Linked DNA regions of Homo sapiens: region 2 is linked to region 1. The links are chromatin loops, found by intact Hi-C in ENCODE. Cell type or tissue: thyroid gland. All regions are shown on one strand. Each heading gives the region's core, and the rest is flanking DNA. Links, peaks and the distances in the headings are about the cores only. Region 1 overlaps PHOSPHO2-KLHL23 (PHOSPHO2-KLHL23 readthrough). Region 2 overlaps PPIG (peptidylprolyl isomerase G).

Region 1 (16,011 bases), core at 2,549-5,048:
GATGAGGATAATAATGATTCCTACTTAATAGGGTTGTGACAATTAAATGGTATGATATTGCAAAGTTTTTAGGTCAGTGCCTGACATATAATGACTCTCAAAATTATTATTATTATCTGTTTACACACATTAATTATATCCTTTTCTGGATATTCTATATAGTTATTTTTTATAAATAATGTTTATTCTTACCATCAGTTGACCAGCTTATTCTTTCCTTTTCTCTTGAGATTTATAATTAATCACCTTCATTATATTCTAATGAAAACAGAGACATAAGTAATTGTCACACCACAAACAGTATGATTACTCAGGTGTATTCAAATTATTTGGCACCCCAGAGCTAAACTATCTAGAGCAGCTATAAATAAACATGTGAAAACTCTTAACCAAGTTACTTCTAGTTTGGAAGAATTAAATTGGCCTCCAGTTCTCAGGTAATTTGTTTAGAATATCATATAGAGTGTCAGCAATCATTTACTTATAATATTGATATTTAGAAATTGATTTTAAGCTAAATACTTTTTTAATTTTTTTGATTTCCACCTTTTAAGTTCAGGGGTACATGTGCAGGATGTGTAGATTTGTTACATAGGTAAGTGTGTGCCCTGATGGTTTGCTGCACAGATCATCACATCACCTAGGTATTGAGCCCAGCATCCACTAGCTGTTTTCCTGATGCTCTGCCTCCTCCCACCCCCACCCTCTGACAGGTCCCAGGGTATGTTATTCCCTTCCACGTGTTCTCATGATTCAGCTCCCACTTATAAGTGAGAACACATGGTGTTTGGTTTTTCTTGTTGTTGTTCCTGTGTTAGTTTGCTGAGGATAATGGCTTCCAGATCCATCCATGTCCCTGTAAAGGACATCATCTCATTCCTTTTTATAGCTGCATAATATTCCATGGTGTATAAGTACCTCATTTTCTTTATCCAGTCTGTCATTGATGGGCATTTAGGTTGATCCCATGTCTTTGCTATTGTGAACAGTGCTGCAGTGAACATACGCTTGCATGTATCTTTATAATAGAATGATTTACATTCCTTTGGGTATATACCCAGTAATGGGATTACTGGGTCAAGTGGTATTTCTGCCTCTACGTCTTTGAGGAATCACCACACTGTCTTCCACGATGGTTGAACTAATTTAATTTACACTCCTACCAACAGTGTAAAAGTGTTCCTTTTTCTCCACAACCTTGCCAGCATCTGTTATTTTTTGGCTTTTTAATAATAGCCATTCTGACTAGTATAAGATGGTATCTCGTTGTGGCTTTAGTTTGCATTTCTCTAATGATCAGTGATGTTGAGCTTTTTTTTCATATATTTCTTGGGCACATGTATTGTCTTCTTTCCAGAATTGTCTGTTTGTGTCTTTGCCCACTTCTTAATGGGGCTGTTTGTTTTTTCTTGTAAATTTGTTTAAGTTCCTTATCAAGGAACTACATGATTCTTATCAAAAAGGATTTTGGACAGATTTTATGGGCAGAGTCTTTAACTATTTGGGAGCTAAAGGTGTAAGAGAAGATAAAATGAAAAGAGCAGTGACATCGATGCCTTTCACTTCAGGGATGGTGGAACTTTTCAACTTTATAATAGTTGCTGGATATTAGACCTTTGTCAGATGGATAAATTGCAAAAATTTTCTCCCATTCTCTAAGTTGTCTGTTTACTCTGTTGATAGTTTCTTTTGCTGTGCAGAAGCTCTTTAGTTTAATTAGATACCATTTGTCAATTTTTGCTGTTGTTGCATTTGCTTTTGGCATCTTTGTCATGAAACCTTTGCCTTTGCTGTGTCCTGAATTGTATTGCCTAGATTTTCTTCTAGGTTTTTTATAGTGTTGGGTTTTACACTTAAGTCTTTAATCCACCTTGAGTTGATTTTTGTATATGGTGTTAAGGAAGGGGTCCAGTTTGTTTTCTGCATATGGCTAGCCAGTTATCCCAGCACCATTTATTAAATAGGGAATCCTTTCCCCATTGCTTGTTTTTGTTACTAAATACCTTTTCTTAAAAAGTTATTTTACATCTTCCAAGATTTCATGTTATGTTAAATTTGTTCAGAATTTTGGTTAGTACACAGAGAGTCCTTTATACATGATCTGTTATTTAATATGAGGATTGTAAATATTTTAATCTAATAAAATAAGTGTGGTTTGATTGATAATTTAATGATAGTAAGAAATGCTTTTTTTTCTTTCTTATAAATTCTATAAGAAACACACCTCCAGGAACACAATAATACTATGAATGTCCTTTTTATATATTTTGTTTTCCACTTAAAATACTCAAATACGAACTTTGCTTCTTAGAGAAAAGTGGTTAGGTAGTGGTCTTGAAGTGCTTAATTACTTTGTTTATATTCCTCCCTTTAGCAGATTAACATTTAGTTATGTTTATTAAATAAGTATTTTAGCTAGATATGTAAACAGAGTTTGTTTAGGGAATAATATTTCTTCTTTTTCAGGGTAATCCAAATCTATTTCTGGAACCATGAAAATTTTGCTAGTTTTTGACTTTGACAATACAATCATAGATGACAATAGTGACACTTGGATTGTACAATGTGCTCCCAACAAAAAGCTTCCTATTGAACTACGTGATTCTTATCGAAAAGGATTTTGGACAGAATTTATGGGCAGAGTCTTTAAGTATTTGGGAGATAAGGGTGTAAGAGAACATGAAATGAAAAGAGCAGTGACATCATTGCCTTTCACTCCAGGGATGGTGGAACTCTTCAACTTTATAAGAAAGAATAAGGATAAATTTGACTGCATTATTATTTCAGATTCAAATTCGGTCTTCATAGATTGGGTTTTAGAAGCTGCCAGTTTTCATGACATATTTGATAAAGTGTTTACAAATCCAGCAGCTTTTAATAGCAATGGTCATCTCACTGTTGAAAATTATCATACTCATTCTTGCAATAGATGCCCAAAGAATCTTTGCAAAAAGGTAGTTTTGATAGAATTTGTAGATAAACAGTTACAACAGGGAGTGAATTATACACAAATTGTTTATATTGGTGATGGTGGAAATGATGTCTGTCCAGTCACCTTTTTAAAGAATGATGATGTTGCCATGCCACGGAAAGGATATACCTTACAGAAAACTCTTTCCAGAATGTCTCAAAATCTTGAGCCTATGGAATATTCTGTTGTAGTTTGGTCCTCAGGTGTTGATATAATTTCTCATTTACAATTTCTAATAAAGGATTAATATGTCAGCAATTGAAAAGTGTATCACTTAAGATTAGGTTCAGCAGCATAAAACTAAAACCCCAAATACCAGAGGCTTAAAAAAAAAAAAGAGAGAGAATTTTTTTTTCCTCTCACATGAAAGAATTCCAGAGGTAAGTATTTCAGGGTTGCTGTGTTAGTCTACCAACCTCAGCACTTGGCATTCAACCCATGATCCAAGGTTGCTGGTGAAGCTCTAGCCCTCACAGCAGCACTCTGGCCAGCAAGAAAGAGGGCAGTGAGAAAGTTACATCCCCTGTCTAAAGAAATTTCCCAGAAGTTGTACCCAACACTTCTATTTAAATGTCACTGGCCAAACTTAGTCATAATGCCTTACTTGTAAATAGCAAGGAAGGATGGAAAATATAGCTTTCATTCCAGGTAGTCATGTGCCCAGGAAAAGTTGGGGAAAAAAGTACAGAATTGAGTTAGGTACAGCTAGTGGTCTCCACTAAAGGTGGTTGATAGTTTATATTTTTTAATTTATTCCTGGAGCAAGTAAGCATATTTTATTCTCTTAGATATTCCTCCTTTTTTGAGACAAGGTCTCTGTCACCCAGCCTGGATTGCAGTGACTTGATCTCCGCACATTGCAGCCCCAACCGCCTGGGCTCAAGTGATGCTCGCACCTCAGCCTCCTGAGGAGCTAGGACTACAGGCTCGTGCCATCATGCCAGCTAATGTTTTGTTATTTTTTGTTAGAGATGAGGTCTCACTACTTTGCACAGATCTCAAAATCTTAGATTCAAGTGATCCTCCTGCCTTGGTTTCCCAAAGTTCTGGGATTACAGGCATGAGCCACTGTGGCCAGCCAGATATTTATTTTAAAAGTATATCCAGTAGTTACAGATCTTAAAAAATAAAGTCTGATGCTTTATTCACATAAGAATAAAAGGCTACCAAATTTATATAATATCCTCCCAAACCAGTGTATTTTAAAGATAGGGATGCAGTATCTATTGTTGAAGTTTTCATCAATTTCAGGCTTTCCGTTTGAAGTGAAGTACATATTAATGTCCTTCAGATATTCTAACTTCATATCATAGCACCATAGACAACTACAGTAGCTAGTTTAATCGGTGTGTTGTTTATATTTGGCAATGCAGTTTTGAGCAATTCAATACTGTATGTAATTTGCAGGAATACTCAGTATTTAAGACTTTCATATAGGGATATTAGCAAAATATCAACTGATCTAAAATGTTTTATAAGTCCATGCTAATTTCTAGATTGATGTTTTAGCCATAAAAATGCAGTATTTAATAATATTTTATTTTCCAAATTATGGAAAGCTTCAGAAATAGAAATATTCAATATAATTAGTACTCTCTAATCTTTTTTCTAGGTTGAAAAATCTTTGTTTTGCTTTAGGTTAGATTATGTTGAAACACATCTGTGTTTCAGATGTGTTCAGAGCTGAGGTCTCAGCTGAGGCTCCACTGAAGCAGGATTCACTTCCAAAATAACAGAGTTGTTGCCAATATTCAGTTCGTAGCAAACTACTGGAACAAGAATCTGTTTTCTTGCTGAGTGAATTTCTTGCCATGTGGCCCTCTCCAAATGCTGGACATAAAAAAGTAGGCTGAGCACAATGGCGCACACCTGTAATCCCAGCAGTTTGGGAAGCCAAAGTAGGAGGATCGCTTGAGGCCAGGAGTTCAAAACTAGCCTGGGCAATATAGGGAGACCCCCATCTCTACAATAAATAAAAATAAAAGCTTTCATTTACAATGATGGTAGACCAAGAAATTTGTCCTAGATCTTCACTGAGAACATCTAGAAAAGCTGGCAGCTGAACAAAATTTTAAAAACATCTGGGCTGGGCACGGTGGCTCACACCTTTAATCCCAGCACTTTGGGAGGCAAGGCTAGGGGATCACTTGAGCTCAGGAGTTTGAGAACAGCCTCAGCAACATAGGGAGACCCCATCTCTTAAAAAAAAAAAGATAAACTAAAAATAAATTAATTAAAAACACCTGGTTGAAGACATCAGCGAGCTGGCAACAATGAAGAATTCCTAAGGAAACAGAAACTTTGTTAGGGGAGCTGTTTTCCCTTGTGTTGGCCAATTCTGTGAGTGGTAAGTGATTGCTGAGCTGTTGAATGGCCATTTTGACAACCTTATGGGACAAGGAAGAAGGGGCCTGCACTGGTAAACCCTTTCCCTTACTTGGAGTGAGGATCCCAAATGGCTACTCATTAGGAGTAACAGTGGTCCAGAAGTAAGCAGGCCTTCAAAGGGATGGCAGCTCAGCTTCAAATACCCTCAGTTTCTGAAATTAGATTGAGGTTATCTAAGGTTTTTAGAGCTCTCAGATGCATGGCAGAAGCAAATCTACATTTGCTTTTCAGGAAGAAATTAACATCCTAGGTGTGGCAGACAGACTCTAAGGTGGCCACTATGATCCCTGTCCCCTGGTATTCCTTGTGTGGAGGGAGACTCCCATGACTTGATTCTAATCCATAGACTACCACGAAGATGATGAGATGGACATGATTACAGCAAATTCTAATGTTCATCTTATTAAGAGACTCTTGTTGACTTTGAAGAAGCAAGCTGCCATGATGTAAACCAGCCTTTGGAGAGGGCCTCATGGCAAGAAACTAAGGGTGGCCTCTAGCCAGTAGTCAGCAAGAAAACAGATCCTTGTTCTAGTAGTGTGCCAGGAACTGAAGATTGCCAACAACCTTGTTATTTTGGAAGTGAATCCTGGTTCAGTGGAGCCCTAGCTGAGACCTTAGCTCTGGCTAACACCTTGATTGCAGTCTTTTGAGACCAGGAAACAGAAAGAAGCCAGCTAATCTGTGCTTGGACTCCTGACCCACAGAACCTGTGAGATAATAAATGTGTCTTGTTCTTAACACACCAGATTTGTGGTAATATTGTTACACAGTGTAGAAAACTAACAAACTAGGCCTCAAAATAAATCTATAAACAGTTTTGCAGGTACACTGTAGAACACACAATAAAAAGTAGCCACAGAAAGAGACATGAGTGAATACCAGCAGGAGCTTCTATTTAAACATCTGTAGGGACCTCCAGATATTGGAGTTTTCAGAGACAAGCTTAAAAAAAAAAAGAAAAAGAAAATTAAACTTACAAGAATTTTGGCAAAGAACTGAAAATTATATTAAAAACAAAATGAAACAGCTAGATGGGGGGGATAAGTTCTAGCATTCTTCTGCACTGTAGGATGACTATAGTTAATAATATATATTTCCAAATAGAGGATATTGAATGTTCCCAACACAAATGAGAAATGTTTTGAGTTGAAGAATATGCTGATTTCCCTGATCTAATCACTGTGCAGTAAATGTATCAACATATCACCATATATGCCATAAATATGTACAATTATTTTGTGTCAATTTAAAAAAAATTTTAAAGGAAACACTAGAACTGAAAATTAGCATGCTTGAAATTAGGAGACTGATGGATAGAATTGACAGAACAGGCATAGCTGAAGAAAGAATTGGTGAATGAACACAAATTAGAAAAAAAAATCCAGAATGATGCAGAGAGACAAAATAATAAAAATACAAAAGTTGAGACATAGATTTAGTAAAAGATCTAACAGAGGAAATTTATGTCCCAAGAGAGGAGAGAGAAAATGAAACATAAGCAATAGTTTAAGAGATAATTATTGGCTGGGCGTGGTGGCTCATGCCTGTAATCTCAGCACTTTGGGAGGCCTAGGCAGGTGGATCACAAGGTCAGGAGATCGAGACCATCCTGGCTAACATGGTGAAACACCACCTCTACTAAAAATACAAAAAAATTAGCCAGGTATGGTGGTGGGCGCCTGTGGTCCCAGCTACTCGGGAGGCTGAGGCAGGAGAATGGTGTGAACCCGGGAGGTGGAGCTTGCTTGCAGTGAGCCGAGATTGCACCACTGCACTTCAGCCTGGGGGACAGATTGAGACTCTGTCTCAAAAAAAAGAAAAAAAAAAGATAATTATTAAAAACTTTACAAAATTGAAAGATAGATCCTGAGGCAGGACTTGGGTAAAACAAACAAACAAAAAAATACAAAAAATATATTTAAAAACTTTGTAAAAAAATTGAAAGACATCAAACTTCAGATTCAAGAACGCTTATAAACCCCAAACAGGATAAATAAAATGAAAACCACATGAAATTACACCATTGTAAAACTGCTGATAACCAAAGATGGAAAAAGTATAAAGAAGCCAAAAGAAATATTACTTTGAAAGGAGCAACAATTAAGCTAATAGCTGGCATTTTTTCTTTCTTTCTTAAATGCTTGATAGAATACAACAGTGAAACTATCCAGACCTGGAGTTTTCTCTGTTGAAAGGTTTTAACCACGAATTCCATTTCTTTTACGGATATAGGACATTGTGAAGCTTTTCTTGAGCAAGCTTTGGTAGTTTGATTGTGTTAATTATCTATTGCTACACAATAAATTATTGCAAAACTTAACAGCTTGGAAAAATAAACAGTTATCTCAGTTTCTGTGGGTCAGGAATTCAGGAGCATTTAGCTCAGTAGTTCTGGCTCAGGATCAAGAATGGGTCAAGATGTTAACTAAGGCTGAAGCCATATGAAAGCTTGACTGGGGCTAGAGTATCTGCTTCCAAGGTGGCCCACTCGTGGTTTTTGGCAAGAAGCCTCATTTCCTTATTGGCTATTGACAGGAGGCCTCAGTTTCTCACTGATAGAAAGGCTCAAGGTATTGCTGATTGGCAGAAGGCTTCATTTTCCAACTACATGGGCCTCTCCATAGTGCTGATCAAGTATCCTTAAAAAAAGAAAAGGTAGCTGTTTTCTTGCCAAGTGAGTGAGCCAAGAGAAAGGGCAAAGAAGAAACCACAGGCCAGGCGTGGTGGCTGATGCCCTTAATCCCAGCACTTTGGAAGGCCGAGGTGGGTGGATCACCTGAGCTCAGGAGTTCAAGACCAGCCTGGCCAACATGGAAACCCCATCTCTACTAAAAAGTAGCTGGGTGTGGTGGCAGGCGCTAGTAATCCCAGCTACTTGGGAGGCTGAGGCAGGAGAATCGCTTGAACCCGGGAGGCGGAGGTTGCAGTGGCCGGAGATTGTGCCTTTGCACTCCATCCTGGGCGACAAGGGCAAAACTCCGTCTTAAAAAATAATAATAAAAATTAAAAAAGAAGAAACTACAAGGCCTTTTGTTACCTATATCAGAAGTGGCAGAGGCCGGGCACGGTGGCTCAGGCCTGTAATCCCAGCACTTTGGGAGGCCGAGGCGGGCAGATCACGACCATCCTGACTTAACACGGTGAAACCCCTTCTCTACTAAAAATACAAAAAATGAGCCGGGCGTGGTGGTGGGCACCTGTAGTCCCAGCTACTCGGGTGGCTCAGGCAGGAGAATGGCGTGAACCTGGGAGGCGGAGCTTGCAGTGAGCCGAGATCGCGCCACTGCACTCCAGCCTGGGCAACAGCTTGAGACTCCGTCTCAAAAAAAAAAAAAGGTGGCACACCATTACTTCTGCCATATTCTGTTTGTTAAAATAGAACACTAGTCTAACCCACACTGAAAAAGAGGAGAATTAGACACCACCTTGGGGTGAATGAAAGTCAAAAAAATGTGTGGACATTTAAAAACCACTAGTGTCACTTGAGGACTTTGTTCATTTGGTCAAAGTAGTGAAATTTATGAGCATGTTTTTCATAATGTTCTTTTATTAACCCTTTAATTTTATAGCATATGCCTATATGCCCACTATCTAGATTCTACCATTAACATTTGACTCTTCTTGTTTTGTCATATATCTATCTATTCTATGTAGCCATCCTTTTTTTTCTTCCGCCTTTTTTACGTAAGTATTGTCTTTTCTCTTTTCTTCTTTGCTCCCCAGTTGATTAAACCAGTGTTTCTCTGGGGCTGATTGGGACTCAAGTGTCTTCCAGCTTTGTGTGAGCTCTGGGAATTGTTTAGCTTATAGTTCCGAGGGTCATTCTCTGCCCAGACTTACTGGGTTTCATCCTACACAAGTATATCTTAGTATTCAACCACAGACTCAAGGGGACATCCTCCCTTGCAGATTTCTGGAACTCTTTCTTGATTTACCTTCTTCCTTTCTGGTACTCTGCCCTGCAAATTCCAGCCACTTTTGCCTCCCCAAACTGATCTCCATTCCTTCAACTCAACAAGACTACTGTGGTCTGTTTGGGGGATCCCCCCCTCCCCGCACCTTGGGCTGGAATGTGTCTCCAGGCAAAAGTACAGGCAATTATAAGGCTCTCCTCATTTGTTTCTTCTCTCTCAGGGACCACAGTTCTGTACTGCTTGTTGACCAATGCTTGAAAACTGTTATTTCATATCTTTTGTCCAGTTTTTAAATTATTTACAGTGGGAGGATTAGTCCAGTCCCACTTCCTCCAGAAAGAGTAATTCTGGAATCTCATTTTTATTTTCTAATGCAACATAGTGGTAAGACCTCCACTCTGAATTAGAAAGACCTGAATTTGAATTCTAGCTCTGAATTGAATAAATAGCTTCTTAATATTGTGGTTTTCTTTTAAGTGGGGATAATGAAATTCCCTATCTCCTGAGATTATTGTGAAGATTTACTGAATTAGGCATTGTATTAATTTACTGTGGCTGCTGTAACAAATTACTACAAACTGGGTGACTTAAAACACAGTTTTGGAGACCAAAAGTCCAAAACAGTTTCACTGAGCTGAAATCAAGGTGTCAATAGGACCACGGTCCTTCGCGGGCCCTAGGGGGGATTCATTCCTTGCCTCTTCCACCTTCTGATGGCCACAGGCCTTTGGCTTATGGCTGCATCACTCCAATCTCTGCCTTCATAGTTACATTCTTTTCTCCTCTTCTCTCTGTATCAAATTCCCCTCTGCCCCTTTCTTATAAGGATTGCATTTAGGACCCGCCCAGATAATCTAGGATAATCCCCTCATTTTTAAGATCCTTAATCACATCTGCAACCCATTTTTCTTACAAGGCAACATTTACAAGTTTCAGGGATTAGAACATGATGTCTTTCTGTGGCCATTATTTAGCCTACTACGAGGTGATAAAGCATTTGACACACATTCACTAATAATCAAAACATTTAACAAACACTACAAGGCACCAAGGCACCAACCTATCAGATAATAATCACCAACTAATAAGAATGGATGCTGGCCACAAACCCCCCTAACAGTGCCTTTGGCTGAATAGCAGCCCTGTACTTGCCATATGCCAGCATCTCACACATCCTATACACCGAATAAATATGAGTTCATTGAGATCCGACTTAAGTCATTTCTACTACTTCTTAAATGTCTGGGCATGTTCTTTGGTCATTTATTTGCAGGGTCTTGTGTTCTGCTTCTCTATTTGTCTGAGTACTTCATATAGGGAGGATGCTAACATTCGCATATTTGTGACAAATGTTTGCATTATATTGTGTTAATATTTTCTAAATCTTATACTTGATTATATGTATCTAGATAATATGTTCTTAACCTTCATTTTTAAATATATACATTTAAATTGAGTATATGGCTTATTATCTCATTAGGTTGTATTAAACTTAATGAAATAAATATACTGATATACACTAACTAGGCTTTTTGAATGCAAGATTCTTCTTTAAATCTTTTTCTTTGCAAACAAAAGGATCTCTGTTTTCCCCAAAGATAAGCAAATTTGTCATGGCCAGTTTTTATTATGCTTAAACATGCACTTATAAAATAGAGATGTTAGAGTTAAATGTGAATTGCAAAGACTTGTTTTTTTTTTTTTTTTTTTTGGAGACAGTGTCTCTGTAGCCCAGGCTGGAGTGCAGTGATGCAATCACAGCTCACTGCAACCTCAAACTCCTGGACTTAAGCAATCTTCCAGTCTCAGCCTCCCAAGTAGCTGGGGGAATACAGGGACACACCACCATGCCCAATTTATTTATTTATTTATTTATTTAGCAGAGACAAAGTTCTCGCTATATTGCTCAGGCTAGTCTCAAACTGCTAATCTCAAGCAATCCTCCTGCCTCAGCCTCCCAAAGTGCTGGGATTACAGGTGGGCATCACTGTGCCTGGCTGAAAAGACTATTAAAGTCATGATAGGGTTGGATAGAGAAGTAGAGTATAGAAACCTCTTGTTTGTCACATGAGTCTCTTTAGGACAGTTGTAGTAGGCAGAATTCTAAAATGGTCCCCAAGACTTACCCCCACTGTACACACCCTGTTACTGTAAATTTGATGTATCTACTACCTTGACTAGGTTACGTTTTATGGCACAGTTGACCTAATTATCCAGGTGGACCTGCCCTAATCAGATGAGCCTTTTAAAAGCAAAGAATTTTCTTGGCTGGTTGCAGAAGAGAAAGTCAGAGAGTTGAAGCATATAGGCCATTGCTGGCTTAAAGATGGACGCAGGTATGTAGTAAGGAATGTGGGCAACCTCTAGGAGCTGAGAGCAGTTCCTGGATGACAGCCAGCAAGGAAACTGGGACCTCAGTCCTGCAAGGAAATGAATTCTGCCAACAACCACTTGATCTTGGAAGAGGACCTCAAGCCTCAGATGAGAAACACAGTCCAGGCTGACACCTTGATTATAGCTTGGTGAGACCTTTGAGCAGAGAGCCCAGTCACATTATGGCCTTACTTATGACCTACAGAAACTGGGAGATAATAAACTCTTGCTTTAAATTGCTACATTTGTGGCAATAGAAAACTAATATCTAATTCCATCTCTCAAGGAATAGATAGCCTAATTTCACAGGCATACTTTTTTTGTAATTATGTGTTTAGCAATTTATACTATAAAATACTGAATTGTTTTTTATCCTTCAGACTAAACACCAAGCATCATTGTGATGTGTGAAGAGATGCTAGTTAAAATGTATCTGCCCTTGAGAGTTCTAAGGGTGATCTAATTTTTCTGCAAATCTATTTTTTAATTTTTAATAATATGAATATGATTTTTTTTAAATGAAAAATTTAAAGAAATAACCACCCCACAATCATCTACCAGTGAATGGGCCAGAGAAGAGCTGCCAGACAAGATTGACTACATAATCATTAGGCCCAGAACACAGTGAAAATGCAGCATCCCTTGTTCAAAAAAATTATTAAGAATTTCAAGACACGGCAGCAGAGCATTAAACCAAGAGTGGGGTCCTTCTGAACATGGGGTCCTATGTGATGGCACAGGTCACAAAACCATGGAGCCAACCAGCTCTGTGCCCAGACCTTCTCCAGCACCTTCCAGATAAAAGCTTAACTAAGAGCTACATACTTTCCAAAGGCACCATTGCTTCTTCACTGGGTGACATTTGCAAAATAATTGCCCATAATGCCACCATCTAGGACAATGAGATCCTTTCAGAATTTTCTCCAAGCTTGTATGTGTATATGGATGTGTGTTTGTGTATGTGTCTCTTTGACACAGGTGGATTGTTCTTAACAATTGTTGTACTATTGTGTCACTTAAAATTATAGCAGGAGTATTTCTCTGTATTAATAAATAGTATTTAAGAATAAAATTTAAATATTTACATATTTCCAATCTTTTATATAAGAAAATCTCAGCAAGGTCACAGAACTAAGTAATAAAAGGATACTTCAAAAGCAGGTTATCTTGAGTCAAGATAACTAAATTCTAGTCCTAGCTCTAATAGCTAATTAGCTGTGTGACTTTTGTAAATAATTTCACTTTTCTGGAACTCATTTTATTTTCTGTAAAATGACTAGATTAATGGATTTTTATCCCCCTAAATACTTTCCAGTTCTAAAATTCTATAATTCCAGTATCATTATGGATTTGAGTGGTCTCTAGGTCTGGCTATGGCTATAAGGGGCTTTTAAAATCTATCCTTTGAATGAAACTAAGTCATTATCCAATTTTTAAGGCCTTTAGAAGGAGGTTTTTGTTTTACTGTAATTTAAAACCATTTGGGGGTCAGCCTTTGTCGTGTTCAGTGTCAGGTTCCAGCCCAACTGAGGGCTGAGGGAGTGGGTGGATGTGGGGCAGGGAGCTGGAAGAACACTCGAGAGACACCAGGTAGATGAGACATGGCCTTATTCAGCAGCCCCCACACCTGCAGCTGCATGGCCAGCTCTCCCTTGGCTTCAGGGTCAGTAGCTTAACTGTTTCTCTGGGCACAAGTGAGCCAAGCTGTGTCCTGGCTCCCCCACCGTCTGTCTGCAAAGGACGGCTCTGACTCTCTCTCCCAGTGCACCAGCACAACGTCAACAGGGCAATCATACATTTTACAGACAATAGTGGCATAGAGCCAACTGATGGCCTTCCCATGTATGGCTACATGGCTGTGATAACAAGTGGAGTTATATGCCTGCGCTCTAAACCTGCTGAGTCACACAGGATGTAAACATCCTACCTCGGCCTATCCTTAACCAAAGCACAGCCATGTTCCTTACACTCCACCCCCTAGGCCAAGGGAGACATAGGCCTTGGATACAGGTTATATGCATAAGCTTTGGGTACATAGGCTTGATATACACACACAAGGCCTTATACATAAGTTTTGGGCACACGAGTTTGATAAACAGGCTTGGCACACAGGCCTTACATTCCACCCCCTGGAATGAGGGAGTTCTTTTAGTGGGGATCCATGCACATAGGGCAGCACCCTGAACTCATAGGTCACAACAACAATACAGAGAACAACAACCTACTATAAATATTCCTGTTACGTTACCTATGATTATTAGAGCCCAGCATAGGGTAGTGCCCAGAGGCACCCACTGTCTCTGCAGAGGGTCATCAGTAAGGTGCTCAATAGCCTTAATCTCCTGTGACACCCCTTGTAAAGCTACCATTATGTTCTAGTGGATGTCAGGGATAAATGTACAAAATTGTGTCCCTCCAAGGGCACAGGTGCCACCCTGAGCAACTGTGACTATGTTTAAGGCCATCCGATTTTGCAGCACCACCTTCCTGATCTGATCAACCTCATCAGTTAGCAAAAGGAGAGCAACTCGGGTGTAATTCAGGGCCCGAGCTGTGTGCTCTGCAAGGGCTGTAACTTGCATTTCTATAGTAACGACACCTGCTCCAGGGATAGTTATTGCTAAGGGGTGGAGCCACCAGAGGGTGGCAAAAACTGGGAACGCAGTGCCTCCCAGTTATTCGGGCAACTAGGCAATGTGGGAAGCACAGTGGCAGGCACAGAAAACCACCCCCAAGTAAAACATCCAGTCCAATTGGCTGGTAGATATCGCCATTTGGTTTATGGGCCCCACAGACCCATAAACTCTCAGGGGGCACAAAGTCCATTGGAGCCCAGCCTTGGTAAGGCCGCTTGTTCCACAACACCCTTGGTGTGGTGACATGTTATGTTTGCACAAACCTCAGCAGGCCACCATCCCACAGTGACTTCACCCCAGTGCTGCTCTATGCATCGTGGTACCTGCGATGGGGGCACCACGTGTTCTCCCATTAGCCAGCCCCACCCATCATAGACACTACGAGTCAGCCAGGGGGCAGGCTTGCCATGGGTTTTGCGACACCCCCTGTCCAAAGCCTGCCGTGTTGCATCCCACCAATTGTCTGTGGAACCACAAGTTTCTAGTCGTGTCCAGTTTTTCACAGAAGCTGGGTGCATGTGCCAGGGCAAGCCATCCACAGCTGCTGCTGGAAGGGTAGTACAGATCCAACAGTTGGAGACATTGGTCACCTCAGCGTAGGTGTGGGCCCAGTCCACAATGCAGTTGGAGCATGCCAACCTACGGCCAGAATGACAAAGTAGGCACAGATACTAACAAGGGTAAATCATGTCCCTTAGGCCAAATGCAAGCCAACTTTTATCTCTAGATAACAATGTAGCTGCCAAGGGCTTCTGCCCTGGGTGATGGTACCACACCTTATCAGCTGCTTGTGGTTCTTTTGGGTCCTGTATCCATGCCAAAGTCACAAGGGAGCTCATAATAGGCCACACAGACAGTACATATGTTCCCCCCACCAGAGGAGGGTTCCTTTCCTGGCTATTCCCCTACGAACAGTCAATCATGGAGGCCACACATTAAATACCCAGGGAATAACATATAAGTCATACTGCAGACCCTCCCCCAAGGGGGCTATGATAGCCAACCATCTGCAGTGAGGGGCTTGGAGGGTCCATGGCTAACACCAGGTTTTGTTTGTTTGTTTGTTTCCCTACCTTTAGGGGCATTGGGGCAGGCAATAACAGATTGCCGTTTGTCCCCATACCTGGTTGGAGAGGGTCATCCTTCCTCTCATAGATCTGGCCACATGGCCTGGCCCTACATGGGCTGGTGACTAACTAATTCTGTAACTTTCAGGTAATTAACCACAATGTTAAGCGTTGATAAACTGCCCAGCATTGGTGTAGATTACCATGGGTGTCACCTCCTTGGTGATCCTCATCCGTGTTGCCCTGAGCTCAACTTATTAGCTACTTTGCCCACTCTTGGTATCAAACCATATAATGTCAGTAGTAGGCTGGACTGCAGCAGCAATCCAGGCAGCAGCAGTACTCTGGCTAGACCTGTCTATATATTATGCCTCATCAGGAATGGGGCCGGGGGTGCCTCAGGCTCCATGGCCTTATCTTGCATGAGGACTACAGGCCCTAAGACCTCTTGTAACTCTGCTGCTAAGGGACTTGTATTCAGTGTACTTCACTGCTCTAAGTAGGTGCCCCACTTTGATAAAGTGCTGTCCCAGTCTGTGCTGTCCCAGTCTGGAAGGGTCGCTACCCATGAACGTAGCAGCCATCCTGCTATTGGGTAAGTCATCTGCATGATGACTGTAGCCTGTTCTGCCATGCTCTTATGAGTCTGAAGGGCAGCA
Region 2 (15,376 bases), core at 6,965-9,464, 100 kb before region 1:
GTTTACTAACTTGCTTTTTTCACCTGGTATGACTATTTTGTCATTCATGAACAATCTGGTAATTTTTCTTCTTCAGTTTTACTCTTTCTTTTCTTTTTTTTTTTTTTTTTTTTTGAGACAGAGTCTCTGTCACCCAGGCTGGAGTGCAGTGGCACAATCTCGGCTCACTGCAATCTCCACCTCCTGGGTTTAAGAGATTCTCCTGTCCCAGCCTCCCAAGTAGCTGGGATTACAGGTGCACATCACTACGCTCAGCTAATTTTTTTGTATTTTTTAGTGGAGACGGAATTTCACCATGTTGGGCTGGCTAGTCTTGAACTCCTGACCTCAAGTGATGCCTTGGCCTCCCAAAGTGCTGGGACTACAGGCGTGAGACACCATGCCTGGCAGTTTTATTTTATTTTATTTTATTTTGAGATGGAGTCTCACTCTGTTGCCCAAGCTGGAGTGCAGTGGCATGATCTCAGCTCACTACAACCTCCGCCTCCCGGGTTCAAGCGATTCTCCTGCCTCAGCCTCCTGAGTAACTGGGATTACAGGTGCCCACCACCTCATGCAGCTCATTTCTGTATTTTTAGTAGAGATGGAGTTTGCCATGTTGGCCAGGCTGTTCTCGAACTCTTGACCTCAGGTGGTCCACCCGCCTCAGAGTGCTGGGATTATAGGCGTGAGCCACTGCGCCTGGCCTATTCATTTTTATAGTAAGTTTTTTCAGTGTCTTAAAAGTTACCCTTTTCTTAATTTTTAATTTTTGTGGGTACATAGTAGGTATATTTATGGGTTACGTGAGATATTTTGATACAGGCATGCAATGCATAATGATCACGTTAGACTGAATGAAGTATCCGTCTTCTCAAGCATTTATCCTTTTTGTTACAAACAATCCAGTTATACTCTTTATTTTTAAATATACAATTAAATTTTTTTTGAGTATCGTTAGTCACCCCATTGTGCTAGCAAACACTAGGTTTTATTGATTCTTAACTATTTTTTTGCACCCATTAACCATCCTCACTTCCAGTCCCCATTACCCTCTCAAGTGTCTAGTAACAGTCTCTCTACTCTCTTATCTCCAAGAGTTCAATTGTTTAAATTTTTAGCTCCCACAAATAAGTGAGAACATGTGAAGTTTGTCCTTCTGTGCCTGGCTTATTTTACTTACTATAATGACCTTCCAGTTCCATCCATGTTGTTACAAATAACAGGATCTTATTCTTTTTAATGGTTAAATAGTACTCCGTTGTGTATATGTATCACAGTTTTTTGTTTTGTTTTGTTTTTTGCTTTTGAGACTGAGTTTCGCTCTTGTTGCCCAGGCTGGAGTGCAGTGGCGCGATCTTGGCTCACTGCAAGCTCTGCCTCCCGGGTTCAAGCGATTCTCCTGCCTCAGCCTTCCCGAGTAGCTGGGATTACAGGCGTGTGCCACTACGCCCGGCTAATTTTGTATTTTTAGTAGAGATGGGGTTTCTCCATGTTGGTCAGGCTGGTCTTGAACTCCTGACCTCAGATGATCCACCCGCCTCGGCCTCCCAAAGTGCTGGGATTACAGGCCTGAGCCACTGCGCCCGGCCTTTTTGTTTGTTTTTTTGAGACGGAGTCTCACTCTTGCCCAGGCTGGAGTGCAGTGGCGCGATCTTGGCTCACTGCAACCTCTGTCTGCCCTCTGGGTTCCAGAAATTTTCCTGCCTCAGCCTCCCAGGTAGCTGGGATTACAGGCACACGCCATCATGCCCTGTGAATTTTTGTATTTTTAGTAGAGATGGGGTTTCATCATGTTGGCCAGGCTGGTCTGGAACTCCTGACCTCAAGTGATCCCCCTGCCTCAGCCTCCCAAAGTGCTGGGATTACAGGCGTGAGCCTTCGCACCCGGCCGAAAATTGTGTTTTGAGTGGCCTAAACCCCTAGATCCCAGGGAAACTTTGGCCTTAGGGAAAAGCAGATGGTGCCAGAAGTAATGCCAGCAGAAAGCTCACCTCACCTCCTTTAGACTGCTCAGTGAGGCAGGAAAGCGGAGAACTTTCTTGTAACACTCAGCAGCCTGAAGGGCCTCACTCCCCATGAAACCTAAAGAAAATTGAAGACTTGAAGGCTCCAGGAGTCACCTAATGCAGCAGTCCCCCAACAGTGTCTGCCTTTGGAGCCACGCAACCAGCACTAATATCTCTCCTGGTCCATTTTTTTTTCTGAGACGGAGTCTTACTCTGTTGCCTGGGCTGGAGTGTTGTGGCGCAATCTCAGCTCACTGCAACCTCTGCTTCCCGGGTTTAAGCGATTCTCCTGCCTCAGCCTCCTGAGAGTAGCTGGGACTACAGGCATGCGCCATTACGCTCAGCTCACTTTTGTGTTTTTAGTAGAGACAGGATTTCACCATGTTGGCCAGGGTGGTCTTGAACTCCTGACCTCAGGTAATCTGCCCACCTTCGCCTCCCAAAGTGCTGAGATTACAGGCGGGAGCCACCACACCCAGCCCACATATTCTTTATCTGGTAATCTGTTGATAGATACTTAAGTTACTTCCAAATCTTGGATATTGTAAATAGTGCTGCAATAAACATAGGAGTGAAGATATCTCCTTGATATATGATTTCCTTTCTTTTGAGTGTATACCTAGGAGTGGGATATGTTATAATAATTTTTAATAGATAATATATTCATGTGGTATAAAATTGAAAATATGAGGTTATAAAGTGAAAAATCTTAGCCCTCTTTTCCAGTTACCCATTTTCTCTCTCCCTAGATGCCTTTTTGTTAAGCAAATACATACTTGTAAAATTTAATTTAATTTTGTTTTTGGAGATGGTCTGAGGCTGGAGTGCAGTGATGCTACCATAGCTCACTGCAGCCTCAAAATCCTCGGCTGAAAGAGTCCTCCCACCTGATCCTCCTGAGTAGCTAGGACTGCAGGTGCACGTCACCATGCCTGGCCCCACTTTCGTTTTTCTCTCGTTTTTCTTTTTTCCTTTTCTTTTCTTTTTTTTTTTTTTGAGACAGAGTCTCACTCTGTCACCCAGGCTGGAGTGCACTGGTGCAATTTTGGCTCACCACAACCTCCGCATCCTGAGTTCAAGCAATTCTGTGCCTCAACCTCCCGAGTAGCTGGGACTACAGGCGTGCGCCACCACATCCAGCTAATTATTTATATTTTTAGTAAAGACATGGTTTCGCCATGTTGGCCAGGCTGCTCTCAAACTCCTGATCTCAGGTGATCCACTTGCCTTGACCTCCCAAAGTGCTGGGATTACAAGCATGAGCCACCACGCCCAGCTCTCTCTTCTTTTAAAAATATACAAAGACAGTATATCCTACACACTTCTGTACCTTGCTTGTTTGTTTGTTTGTTTGTTTGTTTGTTTGTTTGTTTGAAATAGAAACAAAGTTCTCCCTATGTTTCCCAGCCTGGTGTTTCAATCCTTCTGCCTCAGCCTTCCTAAGTGCTGGGATTATAAGCATGAGCCACCATGCCTGGGCAACCTTTTTTTTTTTTTTGATACAGGGTCCCACTCTGTCGCCCAATCTGGAGTGCCATGGCACAATCTCAGCTCACTGCAACCTCCGCATCCTGGGCCCAAATGATCCTCCTGCCTCAGCCTCCCAGGTAGCTGGGACTACAGGCATGCATCACTATGCCCAGCTAATTTTTATATTTTCTGTAGAGACGGTTTTGCCATGTTGCCCAGGCTGGTCTCAAACTCCTGGACTCAAGCAATCCACCTGTCTCAGCCTTCTAAAGTGTAAGCCACTGCATCTAGCCTTTTATTTTCTTTTTCTTTTTTTTGGAGAGGTAGTCTTGCTCTGTCGCCCAGGCTGGAGTGCAGTGGCGCGATCTTGGCCCACTGCAAGCTCTGCCTCCCGGGTTCACACCTTTCTCCTGCCTCAGCCTCCTGAGTAGCTGGGACTACAGGCGCCTGCCACCACACCCGGCTAATTTTTTTGTATTTTTAGGGGAGACGGGGTTTCACCGTGTTAGCCAGGATGGTCTCGATCTCCTGACCTTGTGATCCACCCAAAGCGGCCTCCCAAAATGTTGGGATTACAGGCATGAGCCACCGCGCCTGGCTTATTTTCTTTTTCATTTAACAAAATAAGTTAACATTTACAGATTTTAGGAAATAGTTCTCCCTATCTTGGAGACAGCAGTAAATGAACAGATTTCTCATTCTTTCTAATAGCTTTGTACTTTCTACAGGTATACAGTGGTATACCTGATTTATATTTATTAAATTATTTTGTATTATATATCAAATTATATATACATTTATCAAAGTATTATAAATATTTATATTTATATAAATACAGGTAAATATTTATATGTATATAAATACAGGTAAATATATTTATATAAATACAGGTAAATATATTTATGTAAATATAGGTAAATATTTATATTTATATAAATACAGGTTTATATTTCTATAACCTGTTCCTCCTTTATGGACATTTAGGTTTACAGCCTTTTACTACTACAAATTATGGTACATTGAATAACCTTGCACATATCTTATTTTGCGAATGTGTAAGGATGTACATAAAGTAAATTCCTAGAAGTGGAATTACTGAGTCAGAGAGTCTTAAATGCATTTGTAATATGGATATTTGTTGTCAAATTGGCAATCAAGTAATTCTATCAGTTTATCCCTTTACCAGCAGCAACAATAAATGAGGTCATTTTTTATTTTTGTCAATCCAATTGGTGAAAAAATGTTACGTTTGTAATTTTAATATGTAAGATTATGATTTCTCATAGATAGTATTTCATTTCATGGGGGTATTTTTTAAGTAATTCTTACTACTGTACAATTATCTTTTTTCATGTGGCATTTAACACATTTTTTCATGTTATTTTAAAAAGCTTATTTTCTTAGGCAGTCCATCACAAACTAATTTACTTAACTATTGTGTTAGACATTTAAGTTGTTTGTGCTTACTGTTATTTAAAAAAAAACCCAAGGACTATTTTATTTTAAATGGTTGCCTTTACAGATATTCCAGTACATAGAATTAGTAAAATGTTAAAAGGTACAATGAATATGAATATATTCAAGATTCTTGGCCTGTAATGCCAAGTTGCTTATCAAAACTGCTGGTGCCTTTTATGTTTTTTTTTGTTATTTCACTTTTTGTGAATTCTCTGCTCATACACCCTTAGGTGTCCTTTGAGCTTTAATTTGATAGACAGACAGTGAAAGGTTTTGGTTGTCACAGTGACTGATATTTAATAGGGCAAGGGTTGCTTAAGGTTCTGCAGTGAGTTGGATAACCCTACTCAATGAATTGCCCTAGTGCCCCCATTCCTAAGCACTGCTTAAGAAAATTAATATTCTCAGCAACTATGACAATGTATTTTCCCCAATTTTTTTCTTTTTAATTTCACATAGACAAATAGAAATAATTTTTTTCATAAGTTCAAATCTGTTTATCTCCATTATTTACTTCATTAGTGAATCTAAAAAGCTGTTTCATATCCAGGGTTCAGGTAAATATTCGCAAGTACTTTTCTTAGTTTCTATTTTGTGGGGAGGTACACATTTTGTGAGAGGAAAAAAAAATTTTTTTTTTTTTTTTGAAACGGGGTCTCACTGTCACCCAGGCTGGAGTACAGTGGCTTGATCTTGGCTCACTGCAACCTCCGCCTCCCTGGCTCAAGTGATCTTTCCACCTCAGCGTCTCCAGTAGCTGGGGCTACAGGCATGTGCCACCATGCCTGTCTAATTTTTGTATTTTTTGTGGAGACAGGGTTTTGCCATGTTGCCCAGGCTGGTCTCGAACAGCTGGACTTAAGCAATCTGCCTGCTTCAGCCCCCCAAAGGGCCGGGATTACAGGTGTGAGCCACTGCTCCCAGCCTCCTAAGCTCTTTACATGTTAAACAGCAGCACTAGTTGAGTACCTCTTACCCAAAATGCTTTGGACCATATTATTGCGGATTTCTGACTTTTTCAGATTTTGGAATGTTTGCAATATACTTACCAGTTAAACCTTCCAATTCTGAAAATCCAAAATGCTCCAATGAGCATTTCCTTTGGGTGTCTTTTTGGCACTCAGAAAATTTCAGATTTGGGGTTTTCAGATTTAGGATGCTCAATCATGATGTAGTAATCATGACAGTGAGACACTTTAAAAATGTCATTGAAAAACAAAAACAAAAATAAGAAAAAAGAAAAAAATATATAATTGAAGATTTAAATTACATGCTTACCTGAGTTTCTTTCATAAGTCTGCTGTATACAACCTAGGAAATGCAAAAACTAAAATAAAAATCACCTATAACTCATTTACTTAGAGATAGACTCAATATTTTCATTTATTTCCTATTTTGTTTTACTGTGCAGATACATTTTAAACTTTTATGAATTTTAAGTTGAAAAACTAATACATGAACATATTCTTATTGCAAAAATTCAAACCTTATACGTAAAGCTGAAGGCCCCCAATGACTTCCATTCCTAGACTCAGTCCCTTTTGCAGAGATTCTGTGAGGAGTTTGGTATATATAGTATTTTCAAGATCTCTCTTTGTAGAAATAGGGTATTGTTTTATGGTGTTAAAAGAAATACTTATGTACAATTTACTTTTTTGTTTCTTTTGAACTAAACAGTAGGTTTCTTGGCTTGTGTTACAATGAAACTGCCATATAGTATTAAATAGCATTTTATACCGTAATTTGTTCAGTTTCTCCCCATTGTAAGATATTTTGAGTGTTTCCATTTTTTTGTTGTTGTTACTGCAATTTTACATTCTCACTTATGCCTATCCTCTCACATTTATTCATTCATTTAATAAACACTGATTTCTTGTCATATGCCAAGCACTGTTTGAGCAGTAAGAATAAGACTGAAAATTCAGGTTTATCACATCATGGAACTTATATTCTAGTGAGAGAAGATGGATATAAAAATTGAATATCAATTAGCAATAAATGCTTGGAAGAAAAATAAAGCAGAATAAGAGGATGTAAAGTGTTAGGAGGATGAGAGCTCCTTTCTTGAATACAGTAGACTAGGAATGGGCCTCTATAAGAAGGTGATACTTGAGCAACAAAGGGATGAACCATGTGAAGATGGTTTGAGAGCATTCCAGGTGGAGAGAACAGCAAATGTAAAGGACCTGATGAAAGAGTAGGCTGTTGGGTGGCAGGGGGAACAAGCAGGATACCAATGTAGCTGAAATAAAGTTGAGGAAAATATTAGAAGATGTTAGGAAATGAAAGTTGAGGAAAATGCCTAGAGGTGAACAGGAGCTAAAATATTTAGAGCCGTATAATTGAAATTACAGTAGCCACAAGCCACATGTGCTTTTTGAGCACTTGAAATGTGGCTAGTCTACATTGAGATATGCTTCAAGGATAAAATATACACTGGATTTCCAAAGACTTGTACAAAAAAAAAAAACTCAGTAACATTTTTGTTTAGTATATTTTGAAGTGGTAATAGTTTGGTTGTACAAGTTGAACATCACTAATCTGAAAATCTGAGGTCCAAAATGTAAACTTTCTGAGCATCACAATTGAAAATTTCACACATAAGTACTTAATACAAACTTTGTTTCATGCACAAAATTATTTTTTAAGTTGTATAAAATTACACATACAATTCAGGCTGTATGCATAAGGTATGTTTGAAATATAAATGAATTTTGTGTTTAAACTGTGTCCCATCCCCAGGATATCTCGTGTATGATAATATTCCAAAATTCAAAAAAAAAATCTGAAACACTTCTGGTCCCAAGCATTTCCTATAAAGGATATTCAATCTGTACATACTGAGTTAAATAGAATATATTAAAATTAGCCTGGTTTTTGTTTGATTGTTTGAGTCTCGCTCTGTCCCCCAGGCTGGAGTGCAGTGGTGCAGTCTTGGCTCACTGCAACCTCTACCTCCCGGGCTCAAGCAATTCTCCTGCCTCAGCCTCCTGAGTAGCTGGGATTACAGGCACCCGCCACCACAGCCGGCTAATTTTTGCATTTTTAATAGAGATAGGGTTTCACTATGTTGGTCAGGCTGGTCTCGAACTCCTGACCCTGATCCGCCCGCCTCAGCCCCCCAAAGTGCTGGGATTACAGGCGTGAGCCACCGCACCCGGCCCAAAATTAGCCTGTTTTTGTTTGTCAAAATGTGGCTACTGAAAAATTTTATACCTGGGTGGCTCATGTTTTTATTGAGCAGTGCTGGTCTAGAGCCTTAAAATCCATGCTAAAACTTTTCAGATGAATAGTAAGACAGTTTTAGGCAGGGGAAGGATATGATAAGGTTTGTGTTTTAAAAGAATCATTCCACTCTGGCTATTTTGTGCAGAAGAGGCAGTACAGAATTAAGAGTAAAATAAGAGAAACCAGTTAGGAGGCTATTGGAATAGCCTAGATAAGAAATGATAATGGTAAAGGTAATGAGAACTTTTGGGATAGTTTTTGAAGCTAGAGCCAAATTACCTTCCTAATGGTTTGGATAATGAGGTATGAGGGAAAGTGGAACCGAAGATGACCCCCAGGTTTTCAGCCTCAGCAGCTGGCTTGGACAATGATAATGTTTACTGAGTATTCAAGGGAATGGAGGTAGAAGAATAAAGAGTTTTGTCTTAGATATATTAATTATTTTTAATAAAGTAAATTTTTATTGAAATATAACATAGCGTACATAGCATATGAAACTGTCATTTTTAGAGTCCATCATTTTGGATACTATTTACACTTAGTGCCTTTGTTTCTTCTACGGGTAAGTATCATCTTCCACCAAGTATTACGATTCAGCATTTTAAGTCCTTAAAATAAAATGCCTTATCAAAATAATGTCTGTTAAATAATAGCTTTCTGTTATGGAAATAAAGCTGTTACACAGAGTATCTCTTTGGTATTTTTTGTGTCTATACCAGCATATCAGTAAAGGCTGTTGCTCAGAATCAGCAAGTACCCTCATATGTAAAATTGAATGTGCTTTTACTCAAAATGTAAATCTACCACATATACTATTTAACAATAGTTAAATAGTATATTAACTATATACTATTTAACAATAGTTAAATAGTATATTAACTATATACTATTCTTTTTCTTCTTACATGATTTTTGCTTCTTAAAAATCTCACATTTTAATCAGAACTCTCATTTTTGTTTTCTAGGAGCACAGGGATCAGTTGTCCTTGTTTTTTTTTGGTCTTTTCTTCATTTGAAGGTAATCTGCTTATTGAGTTCACTAATCATACAGAGTAAATACAATTTTCTGTTTGAGCTATTAATCTGTATTCCGGTTGATAAATAGAAAGTTGATTACATAATAATGGTTAAGGCTTAACTTTCAAGTCTTTTCTAATTGCTTCACAAAATGCAATCTAATCTCTAAAAAGAAAGCACTAATAATCCATGTGATTTACCTCATAGAAATAAATATCAAAATAAATTCAAACTATATTTCTAATATTGTTTCACAGAATTTTTTTTCCAGAAATTTGTGAAAGATCTTTGCTATTTTAGTCTGCTTGTCTGAAACTGTATTTTACTCACAGATTAAGTATTGGAGCCATGGGAATAAAGGTTCAACGTCCTCGATGTTTTTTTGACATTGCCATTAACAATCAACCTGGTAAGAATATTAGTTGACATTTATAAATGGGTGTTTAATATTTTAAATTAGTAAAGAAGTTTAACCAACTACCTTCTTTTTCAGCTGGAAGAGTTGTCTTTGAATTATTTTCTGATGTGTGCCCCAAAACATGCGAGAACTTTCGTTGTCTTTGTACAGGTTTGTTCACATTTTCAACTGCCCTAATAGTAGTCTCAGTTGACTATGGCTTGCTTGCTTGCTTGGTTTTTTTTTTTTTTTTTTTTTTTTTTTTGAGACAGGATCTTGCAACGTTGTCCAACTGGACTAGAACTCCTGGGCTCATCAATCCTTACACATAAGCGTCCTCAGCTGGGATACAGGTGTGAGCTACCACACCTGGCATAGCTTGCTTTAATTTTTTATTTACTCTATTTTAGATTTCTCCATGCATATTACTTTTCTCTTAACATGAAGATTACACAGCAGTGACTAGGGCGTGAAAGTAATTCTTAGAAATATTATGGCTGGGCAGCCAGGCGCAGTGGCTCATGTCTGTAATCCCAGCACTCTGGGAGGCCGAGGGGGGTGGCTCACGAGGTCAGGAGTTCCAGACGAGCCTGGCCAAGATGGTGAAACCCCATCTCTACTAAAAATACAAAAATTAGCCAAATGTGGTGGCGCACGCCTGTAGTCCCAGCTATTTGGGAGGCTGAGGAAGGAGAATCACTTGAACCCGAGAGGCAGAGGTTGCGGTGAGCCGAGATCGTGCCATTGCACTCCAGCCTGAGCTAGAAGAGCGAGACTCCATCTAAAAAAAAAAAAAGAAAGAAATATTATGGCTGGGCACGGTGTGGCTGGGCATGGTGGCTCACACCTGTAATCCCAGCACTTTGGGGGGCCGAGGTGGGTGGATCACTTGAGGTCAGTAGTTCAAGACAATCCTGTCCAACATGGTGAAACCCCATCTCTACTAAAAATGCAAATAATCGGCCAGGCGTGGTGGCTCACGCCTGTAACCCCAGCACTTTGGAAGGCCAAGGCAGGCAGATCACCTGATGTCAGGAGCTTGAGACCAGCCTGGCAAACATAGTGAAACCTCATCTCTACTGAAAAAATAAAAATTAGCCAGGCGTGGTAGTGGGTGCCTGTAATCCCAGCTACTCGGGAGGCTCAGACAGGAGAATCACTTGAACCCTAGATGGAGGTTGCAGTGAGCCAAGATCGCACCATTGCTCTCCAGCCTGGGCAACAAGAGTGAAACTCTGTCTCAAAAAAATAAATAACAAAAAATCAGCTGGGTATGGTGGTGTGTGCCTGTAGTCCCAGCTACTCTGGAGGATGAGGCGGGAGATTCGCTTGAGCCCAGGAGGCGGAGGTGGCAGTGAGCCAAGATCACTCCACTGCACTCCAGCCTGGGCGACAAGAGTGAGATCCTGTCTCAATTAAAAAAATAGAGGCCAAGTGTGGTGGCCCATGCCTGTAATCCCAGCAGTTTGGGAGGCCGAGGTGGGTGGATCACTTGAGGTCAGGAATTTTGAGACCAGCCTGGCCAACATGGTGAAATTCAGTCTCTACGAAAAAAAAAATTAGCCGGGTGTGGTGACAGGTGCCTGTAATCCCAGCCACTCAGGAGGCTGAGGCAGGAGAATCACTTGAACCCAGGAGGCGCAGGTTGCAGTGAGCCAAGATCGTGCCACCGCACTGTAGCCTGGGTGACAGAGCTAGACTCTGTCTCAAAAAAAAACCTAAAACCAAACATTAGTTGTAAAGGTATATTATTTGAGAGTGATTTCTACATTCTCCAGAAATAACGTGGGTGATTTTTTAAATGAATTTTTAAAAAAAAATTCCTGAAAGGAATGAAAATATGATTTTAAGTCTGCAGGGTTCAAGAGGGGCATATTTTACATTTATTTTGCTTTCATACTACTTTGATTTCCTTTCTATTAAATGTCCTATTTTTTTATCTCTATAGGTGAAAAGGGGACCGGGAAATCAACTCAGAAACCATTACATTATAAGAGTTGTCTCTTTCACAGAGTTGTCAAGGATTTTATGGTTCAAGGTGGTGACTTCAGTGAAGGTGAGACTTGGAAAAATCATGTATTATTTTCTGTTAAATATCACAGATCTCAAAGTTAGACAAGTCCCTAGAAGTTTTAGTCCAATATTCTTGTCACTCTCACTCCATTTAATCTTTGGTCAATTAGAAGTACTCATAGAAATATGTAAAAGAAGGAAGCTCATAGGCTGGGTGCGGTGGCTCACGCCTGTAATCCCAGCACTTTGGGAGGCCGAGGTGGGCGGATCACGAGGTCAGTAGTTCGAGACCAGCCTGGCCAACATGGTGAAACCCTGCCTCTACTAAAAATAGAAAAATTTGCTGGGCATGATGGCACGTGGCTGTAGTCCCAGCTACTTGAGAGGCTGAGGCAGGAGAATGGCTTGAACCCGAAAGGTGGAAGTTGCGGTGAGCTGAGATTGTGCCACTGCACTCCGGCCTGAATGACAGAGCAAGACTCTGTCTCAAAAAAAAAAAAAAAAAGAAGGAAGCTCATAGAAAATAATTTTGCCTTTGACACATGAATTTCAGAAATAGGCTTCTGGATACAAAACAACACTGCATTCATCTCAGTAATCTGTCAAGTGTTTCTGTTTGATTTTGTCACAAGTGGTAATCCTTACTACAATAAAAATTTTTACTTTTTTATTGTAAAAATATCAAAACTATAGTTTTAAAAAACTTTGAAAAAATGTTAACCTGTTGCAAGACCTGCATAATCATAATTAGAATCTGAAAGTTCTTTTTTAAAATATATTTTAATAGTCTTCGTCACATTCTTGCTATCATAGCATAGGGGAAAGAAAGTAATTTGGGACCTTGTCGTTATTGACATTAATATCTTTTATGATTTGCTGCAATCTTCGAATATTGTTAATTCAAAATTATTCAAAAATCTACTTTACAAGAAGTATTTTGTTTAGGTATCACCTTTGAGGAGCTTACTGAGAGTTATAAGAGTATGTTTTTCATTTTTAGGAAATGGACGAGGAGGGGAATCTATCTATGGAGGATTTTTTGAAGGTAAAAATGTTTACATTTATATTATGTTTTAAATATTTTGTCTTTTATTCTATTTTATTCTCTATGGAATCAATAACATTATTCATTAAAGGGTATACTAATGTCTAGCTGCCTTCAACTAATCTGAAGGTTAATTTTCTGGTAAAAAAAATTGCTTTTTATACAGATGGGTATTTTTTCTTCTTAGGACATTTTTACAACATGATTTGAAAGGGTTTCAATGATCTGTACTTAATTCTTAGAATTTTAATGATAGAATAGGAACTTCCGTAGGTCAATCTTAACTTTTATTAAAGGAGATTCAGCAATATTTCTTACAACATCCAAATTTTAGGTCATTTTTTCTATGAACATTTTTAAAAAATCTTTGATATTCTAAAATTTGACTATAATATTTTCCAAAAATTTAAGTTTTCTTGCTGGAATTTTTTTGTTGATGTGAAGACCATTTGGAAAATGGTCTATAAGCATATTTAATGTGGAAATAATTTAATATTTTTCATCCTTCACTTTTGACATTTAGTGAAATGTTGTTTAAAATTCTACATGATTTGTTCTTAATATTCTAACCCAAGATTGGAAAACAAATTCCTCCTTTTGCGGTAAGTGATGCTATGGCAGAGGTTAAGTTAATGAGTCCAGACTAAATAATACTCTGTGTGCTCAGAAATGAAACAGATGAAATGTAAAAGAATCTAATCTGGACTGTCTCACTCTTTTTTTTAAGAGATGGGATCTCACTGTGTTGCCCGGGCTGGAATGCAGTGGCTTTTCATGGGTGTGATCATAGTGCACTTTAGGTTCAAGCTCCTGAGCTCCAGTGATCCTCCTGCTTCAACCTGCTGAGTAGCTAGGACTACAGCCACACTACTGTGCTCAGCTGTTTCTTGCTTTTTAAAGATAGTTTCATTTTTTTATTTAAATAAAGTGGTGTTATCTTTTCCAAAAATTGTGAAGGACAAATATAAATGGAAAGGAAGGGGATTGAGATAATATTTGGGTTTTATAAGCAAATAATAGAAAATTAATAATATTTGAATCTTAAAAAGATGAGAGGGGAGGCTGGGCACGGTGGCTCATGCCTGTAATCCCAGCACTTTGGGAGGCCGAGGCGGGCGGATCACGATGTCAGGAAATTGAGACCATCCTGGCTAACACGGTGAAATGCCGTCTCTACTAAAAATACAAAAATTAGCTGGGCGTGGTGATGGGCGCCTGTAGTCCCAGCTACTCAGGAGGCTGAGGCAGGAGAATGGCGTGAACCCAGGAGGTGGAGCTTAACAGTGAGCCGAGATTGGGCCACTGCACTCCAGCCTGGGCAACAGAGCGAGACTCCATCTCAAAAAAAAAGATGAGAGGGGAAATTGATTCATATTTGATTCTCTTCTTTCATAACCTAACTTTATTATCTAAGTAAGTTGTGTGTGGCACTAAATAATACATCAGATATGAATAGAAGTGAAGATGAAATTTTTTTGGAGGTTATATCTATAATGTAACTGAAAACTTTACTTCTCTATAGACGAGAGTTTCGCTGTTAAACACAACAAAGAATTTCTCTTGTCAATGGCCAACAGAGGGAAGGATACAAATGGTTCACAGTTCTTCATGTAAGTATTTATTATCTGATGATTTAAAACATCCCATTTTTGGGCCGGGCACGGTGGCTCATGCCTGTAATCCCAGGACTTTGGGAGGCTGAGGCGGGCGGATCACGAGGTCAGGAGATCGAGACCATCCTGGCTAACACGGTGAAACCCCGTCTCTACTAAAAAATACAAAAAAATTAGCTGGGCATGGTGTCGGACGCCTGTAGTCCCAGCTACTTGGGAGGCTGAAGCAGGAGAATGGCGTGAACCCGGGAGGGGGAGCTTACAGTGAGCTGAGATTGCGCCACTGCACTCCAGCCTGGGTGACAGAGCAAGACTGTCTCAAAAAAAAAAAAAAAAAAATCCCGTTTTTGGTCTGTCATTTCTCTGTGTGCCTGCCATTGATTACTAATAAATAGGAGAGGAATCTATGAGGGACGGAATTGTTGAAGGAAGGGGAACAAATAATTGATTTTTTTGTTGTTGTTTTTGAGACAAGGTCTTGCTCTGTCACCCAGGCGAGTGCAGTGTTGCAATCATGGCTCACCACAGCCTCGACCTCCCTGGCTCAAGCAATCCTCTACACCTCAGCCTTTCAAGTAGATGGGACTACAGGTGTGTGCCACCACACCTGGCTAATTTTTTAATTTTTTTGTAGAGACGGGGTCTCCCTGTGTTGCCCAGGCTGGACTCCAGGCTGGGATTACACATGTGAGCTATGGCACCTGGCCAAAATTGTTGAAGAGGGAAAATTGTTATAGAGGGGAAGTTAAATTGTTCTGCTAATGTTTTGAAATAATGGAGACTTGTCAAGAGAACACAGGAGCCAGGTTAAAGGTTTCCCACTAGCCAAATTAGGATAATTTCAGCATCAAAATAAGTAACAGTAATATCAGTTTATGGTCAAATAGGAACCAGCAGTCTACACTGATATAAATAAATGATTAAATAATGAGAGAGAAGGGAAGCTGTTCCCTTATTAGAATGTCAACTAATAAATTTAAACGGAATGGTGGAGTTAGAAAAGTCACCATTTTGTAATCATCACAGTAATGACTGACCCAGGCAAGAATCTTCTATTGATGCTAAATTTAGAGGGGTGATTTCAGTGAGAAACTAGATGTTTACAGAGTATTTCTCCGTAAATTACTTAATTACAAAGAATAAAATG

Evidence for each region. Peaks named below come from ENCODE experiments on the same cell type or tissue, not always from the same donor. Only the 100,000 strongest peaks of a DNase experiment are listed, where the experiment ranks them.
Region 2: a loop joins it to region 1, with 4 times the contacts of the local background. A loop is called at or near these places in 2 of 110 quality-filtered maps.

Annotation. Positions count from the first base shown.
Region 1 is chr2:169,698,480-169,714,490 of GRCh38, forward strand. All of the region lies in intron 3 of PHOSPHO2-KLHL23 (PHOSPHO2-KLHL23 readthrough), which reads left to right. PHOSPHO2 (phosphatase, orphan 2) reads left to right here. Exons shown (of 4, transcript NM_001008489.4): 4 at 2,467-3,229. The coding sequence starts at 2,493. The coding sequence ends at 3,218. It overlaps LOC124906089 (a long non-coding RNA gene), which reads right to left. Exons shown (of 2, transcript XR_007087289.1): 2 at 8,890-16,011. Among named protein-coding and RNA genes, the nearest start is that of PHOSPHO2-KLHL23, 12 kb to the left of the region's middle. In thyroid gland, for the core only: no CTCF peak of the experiment used is centred there; no DNase peak of the experiment used is centred there.
Region 2 is chr2:169,594,533-169,609,908 of GRCh38, forward strand. PPIG (peptidylprolyl isomerase G) reads left to right here. Exons shown (of 14, transcript NM_004792.3): 2 at 9,110-9,162; 3 at 9,494-9,570; 4 at 9,655-9,729; 5 at 11,507-11,614; 6 at 12,572-12,616; 7 at 14,139-14,226. The coding sequence starts at 9,510. Among named protein-coding and RNA genes, the nearest start is that of PPIG, 18 kb to the left of the region's middle. In thyroid gland, for the core only: no CTCF peak of the experiment used is centred there; no DNase peak of the experiment used is centred there.